2 separate regions of the Homo sapiens genome follow, and region 2 is linked to region 1. A link is a loop called in an ENCODE intact Hi-C map of the cell type or tissue named here. Cell type or tissue: ascending aorta. All regions are shown on one strand. Links, peaks and the distances in the headings refer to the core of each region. The heading gives the core; the rest is flanking DNA.

Region 1 (2,906 bases), core at 240-2,739:
GGACAATTGCTTGAACCTGGGAGGTGGAGGTAGCAGTGAGCCGATATCACGCCACTGCACTCCAGCCTGGGTGACAGAGCAAGGGTACATCTCAAAAAAAACCAAACCAAAACAAAACAAAAAAAACAAAGACACAAAAAAATTAGCCAGGCACGGTGCCGCACACCTGTAATCCCAGCTACTTGGAAGGCTGAAGCCAGAAGGCAGAGGCTGCAGCGAGCTGAGCCGAGATCGCGCCACTGCACTCCAGCCTAGGTGGCAAGTGAAATTCCATCTCCAAAAAAAAAAAAAAAAAGGAAAAAAAATAAGAAGACCAAAAAAAGAGGAAGAAAATAGGGATGATAATTGTACCTACTTGTGAAAATTAAAAGAAATGATGGGTGGAAAATACGGAGCACGGTGGCTGGCCTGCAGTAAACAACTTGGTGAACGGCGAGTATCATTTTAATCATCATGGCCATTATTGTCCATCCTTAAATGCCACCAGACAATCCAGGCCAGTATGCTCCTTGCATCAGCATACAGACTGAAACCCAAGCTGCTGGCAGGACCAGGCTGGGGAAGAAAAGAAAACTGTCCTTTGAGCAGAGCCTGGGCTGCCCCAGCCCTGCCCTCTGCCAAGGTGGGAGGCTGCTTGTCTCCTAGCAAGACAGTGTCGCGCGAAGCACACTGAATCCCACTCCTTCTCTCCAGGGGCCTAGCCTTCTGTCTGGGGATGAAACGTGACCCTCAATGTCCGTCCCAAAACCCGGGAATTTCTCCCTGGAGAGGCAGACAGGTGGGTGGTGGGAGGGTGAGTCATGGCAGCAGGAGAACCCCTCATCATTGCCTGACTCAGTGCCCCTAGGCCAAGGGGATGCCATTTTCTGGTCCTCACCACCGCCACCTCCCCATGAGTGAGTCGGGGTAGAGGGGCATGCCTTTCTCCTTTCTCTAGGCCTGGCCAGCTTGCCCAAGTTTTGCCTGGACAGGGCCTATGGTCAGAATGGAACCAGTCAGAGGTCTCCAAGCCTCTAGGCAAATAAGCCAGCTCATGTTCTGATTTTTTTTTTTTTTTTTTTTTTGATGGAGTCTCGCTCTGTCATCCAGGCTGGAGTGCAGTGGCACGATCTCAGCTCACTGCAGCCTCCGCCTCCTGGACTCAAGCAATTCTCCTGCCTCACCCTCTCAAGTAGCTGGGATTACAGGTGTGTGCCACCACACCAGGCTAATTTTTGTACTTTTTTTTTTTTTGAGACGGAGTCTTGCACTGTTGCCCGGGCTGGAGTGCAGTGGCGCGATCTTGGCTCACTGCAACCTCTGCCTCCCGAGTTCAAGTGATTCTCTTGCCTCAGCCTCCCGAGTAGCTGGGATTACAGGTGCGTGCCATCACACCCAACTAATGTTTTGTGTTTTTAGTAGAGACAGGGGTTCACTGTGTTAGCCAAGATGGTCTCGACCTCCTGACGGCGTGATTCACCCGCCTCAGCCTCCCAAAGTGCTGGGGTTACAAGCATGAGCCACCATGCCTGGCCAATTTTTGTACTTTTAGTAGAGACAGAGTTTCGCCATGTTGGCCAGGCTGGTCTCAAACTCCTGACCTCAGGTGATCCGCCCACCTCAGCCTCCCAAAGAGCTGGGATTACAAGTGTGAGATACCGCGCCCGGCCAATTCTCTGAATTTTTAATTTGGGGAATTTCACTATCAGAGAGAAGTAGGTTCTAGGTCCTTGAAGCTGCCAATTCACTGTGTAACTTTGAACCCCTCTTGACATCTGTCCCATTTGTACAACAGGGGACAGTCAGGCTAGGCCCCTGTCCAGCTAGGCCATTCAAGATGGTCCCTGTGCCTGCACCTCTTCTTGCCCCACTGGCTCCTGAGCCCTGTGGAGGGCCCTAGGAGGACCCTGTATGGTGGCACTTTTCCCAAAGATGTGAGGAAATAATGATAGGTTGAGCCCTGGGCAGAACCATATGCCATCAGGTGGGACCCCCCCAACCCAAGACACAAAAACCTAGTCAAACTATTGCCGCGCTGTGGCAGGGCTGGGAAGTCCAGACAGGAGAAGAGTCTTGGCCCAGAGGCCCAGACACCTGGGTTGTTTTTCTAGCTCTGCCCTGATTCACTATATTATTATTATTATTATTATTTTTTGAGACAGGTTCTTCCTTCCTCTGTCACTCAGGCTGGAGTGCAGTGACATGATCATGGCTCACTGCAGTTGTGACCTCCCAGGCTCAAGCAATCCTCCTGCCTCAGTCTCCCGAGTAGCTAGGATTACAGGTTCAAGCCATGACACCCAGTTAATTTTTTACTTTTAATTTTTTGTAGAGTCAGGGTCTTACTATGTTGCCCAGGCTCGTCTCAAATTCCTGGGCTCAAGTGATCCTCATGCCTCCTAAAGTGCTGGGATTACAGGTATAAGCCACCTCACCCAGCCTGATTCACTATACTATTTTTATTTTTATATGAGATGGAGTCTCGCTCTGTCACCCAGGCTAGAGTGCAGTGGTGTGATCTTGGCTCACTGCAACCTCTGCCTCCCAGGTTCAAGCGATTCTCCTGCCTCCGCCTCCCGAGTAGCTGGGATTATAGGTGCATGCCACCATGTCCGGCTAATTTTTATATTTTCAGTAGAGAAGGATTTTCACCATATTGGCCAGGCCAGTCTAGAACTCCTGACCACAAATGATCCGCCTGCCTCAGTCTCCCAAAGTATTGAGATTACAGTCATGAGCCACCGCGCCCGGCCTGATTCATTATATTAAACATTCAATATTCAGCTGAGGCAATGGCTCATGCTTGTAATCCTAGAACTTTGAGAGGCAAAGGCAGAAAGATTGCTTGAGCCCAGGAGTTCGAGACCATCCTGGGGAACATGGTGAGACTCCCATGTCTCTACAAAAAATAAAAAAATTAGCCAGCC
Region 2 (2,906 bases), core at 407-2,906, 68 kb after region 1:
CCACCACACCCGGCTAATTTTTGTATTTTTAGTAGAGACGGGGGTTTCACTATGTTGGCCAAGCTGGTCTCGAACTCCTGACCTCGTGATCCACCCTCCTCTGCCTCCCAAAGTGCTGGGATTACAGGAGTGAGCCACTGAGCCCGGCCTCTGCTTGTCTTACTCTTTAATTGTTCCTTTATTATTTATTTTTATTTTTTTGAGACAGGATCTTGCTCTGTCTCCCAGGCTGGAGTGCGGTGGTGTGATCATGACTCACTGCAGCCTCAACCTCCTGGGCTCAAGCCAACCTTCCACCTCAGCCTCCCAAGTAGCTAGGACCACAGGTGTGGACCACCATACCCAGCTAATTTTACTTTTTTTTTTTTTTTTTGTAGAGATACGGCTTTACTGTTGCTCAGGCTAGTCTCAAGCTCCTGGCCTCAAGTGATCCTCCTGCCTTGATCTCCCAAGGCAGGATTACAGGAGTAATCCTGTAAGGTCTTGATGCAGGCACGCGATCTCTCCAGCCTAAGCATGAGTCTGTATTTTTCTTCCGGGAACTCTGCCTTGCCACGCCACTTCGGTTTTTCACAGTGCATCCAGAGGTGCTGTGAATTCCAGAATGTCAGGGCGGAAGGGACGTTTGCCGATACCCAGTTCCCAGTGGTTCTCGATCTTTTTTCTGCCTCCTTCCTGAGGGTCCTTGGAACCTTCACTGAAACTCTCTGGGCTATAAATGTGGACAGTGAACTTCCACGGTTGCTGTGAGGGACGGATGTACTAGCTGCACAGTACCTGCTGCAACCAAGATGCTCAATAAAGCTGGCTGCTTTTGTTCCTCGTGCCATCATTTATCAAGCATCTGAGCGTCTACTGCACACCTGGCCCAAATGACTCCGTCTTCAGGCAATTCTCTGGTCCTGAACCGCTGTCCTGGTCCACTCCACACTGCAGTTTAAAGCTGTCTGGGAAGCCGGGCATGGTGGTGGCTCATGCCTGTAATCCCAGCACTTTGGGAGGCCAAGGCGGCGGGTGGATCACTTGAGGTCAGGAGTTCGAGACCAGCCTGGCCAACATGGTGAAACCCTGGCTCTACCAAAAATACAAAAATTAGCCAGGCATGGTGGTGGGTGCCTGTAGTCCCAGCTACTGAAGAGGCTGACGCAGGAGAATCAGTTTAGCCTGGGAGGTGAAGGTTTCAGTGAACCGAGATCGTGCCACTGCACTCCAGCCTGGGTGACAGAGTGAGACTCTGTCTCAAAAAAAAAAAGGAGAAAAAGAAAAAAAAGCTGTCTGGTGAGAGCTTGCTCTTGGACATGAGCAGTCCCTCCCTATGGGACCCCCTCTATCACCTGCAGCCATGCACAATCCAAAAGATTTGACAAAGTACCTCCCACCCCAGCAGACTGAGTCCCTGAGAACTCCAGATCTAATATATCAGCTCCTTTTATTTATTTATTTTTGAGACAGAGTCTCGCTCTGTCACTCAGGCTGGAGTGCAGTGGACCGATCTCAGCTCACTGCAACCTCCGCCTCCCGAGTTCAAGCGATTCTCCTGCCTCAACCTCCCAAGTAGCTGGGATTACAGGCATGTGCCACCATGCCCAGTTAATTTTTGTATTTTTAGTAGAGACGGGTTTTCACCATGTTGGCCAGGCTGGTCTCAAACTCCTGACTTCAGCTGATCCGCCCACCTCGGCCTCCCAAAGTGCTGGGATTACAGGTGTGAGCCACTGTGCCCAGCCCCCCCGCCAGCTCCTTTTAAAGATGAGGAAACTGGACCCATGTGACTTCAGTCTCCCTTGGGTTCACAGAAGCCAGGGTTGCAGTCGGGATCACACTGGGCATCATAGGCGAGGCATGGTCCCTGCCTTCCTGCAAGAGCCACCTCCAGAAAGGGCAGAGGTGGGTCCTGGAACCCAGCTGGGCACACACTGCAGCGTAAATGTAGGGAAGTGTGGGCACCGCTGGCAGCCCCACGTGGAAGGCTGAGAGCAGGCAAGCTGCAGATGAGCCAGGGAAGGGTGGCAAGTGGCAGCGTGTCGCTGCCAGTGAGATGCTGCCGGAGCCAGGGTCGGCTGGCCTCCGTGTGTACACAGGGACACAGACCTGCCCCTCACCCCTCGGAATGCTTAGCATTCCTCAGAGTAGCTAGTACCGGCCAGGTCTGTCCCATGAGGACAGAGCAGCTAAGGCCCCTGGATATAAGTACCAGGTGGGGAGGAACAGGAGTGACATCTCGGGGACAGAGGTCAAAGTGCACAAGTTTATTTTCTAGAACAAAGGCTAAGGGAAGCAAGTTTCTTTCATTTTATTTTAAGAAGGACAAAAATTGTTATTAAAACATCTACATTATTATCAAGATACTAGACCTTATGAATATTTAATATTAAAGTGTGGTATTCTTAAATTTTTAATACACAGACATTTTAAAGGACCATTAAATTGATTACTGCCCAGCTGAGAAATGCAGCATCCCTCCCCACCCACCCCGCCCCCATGCTTGCCATGCCATCTTGTCCCTGCCTGCCGGGGGGAACACAGGTCCCAGATTCAGTCCTCTGAGCCTCCCAGCCTGGGGCCCTAGAAGGCTCACAACTGAAATAGTTACCCTCATCATTAAAAGGGTCTTCCTGTCCCTCCTCCCCATCACACTCTGCCTCCCACTCTCTCTTCCTTACCCTGTGGGGGCTCCAGCTCTGGCCAGGCCAGGAAGCCCCAGATCCCAAGGGTCCCTGGACAGATCACAGGCTGAAGATGAAAACTCTGGACTTGAATCCTGTTCTTTTCAGCGGGGAGACAAATACAAATCACCTTCTTTCCCTGAGCACTCCCACTCTCTCCGCACTCGATGGGGGTGGTCTGGGAAGCTAGCAGAGTTGGGCCTGGGGAGGGTGGCTCCTGTCCCTGGCTGCCCGAATCAC

What was found. A loop is a pair of places that touch in the nucleus more often than their neighbours do. Peaks named below come from ENCODE experiments on the same cell type or tissue, not always from the same donor. Only the 100,000 strongest peaks of a DNase experiment are listed, where the experiment ranks them.
Region 2: it touches region 1 in a loop (7-fold over the local background); 2 of 110 quality-filtered maps call a loop at or near these places.

What each region holds. Positions count from the first base shown.
Region 1 is chr22:41,427,418-41,430,323 of GRCh38, reverse strand. No RefSeq gene overlaps it. Among named protein-coding and RNA genes, the nearest start is that of TOB2, 18 kb to the left of the region's middle. In ascending aorta, for the core only: no CTCF peak of the experiment used is centred there; no DNase peak of the experiment used is centred there; H3K27ac peaks cover 470 bases.
Region 2 is chr22:41,359,476-41,362,381 of GRCh38, reverse strand. ZC3H7B (zinc finger CCCH-type containing 7B) reads right to left here. Exons shown (of 23, transcript NM_017590.6): 23 at 2,235-2,906. Among named protein-coding and RNA genes, the nearest start is that of TEF, 21 kb to the left of the region's middle. RefSeq lists enhancers at 1,341-1,863, 1,864-2,386. In ascending aorta, for the core only: no CTCF peak of the experiment used is centred there; no DNase peak of the experiment used is centred there.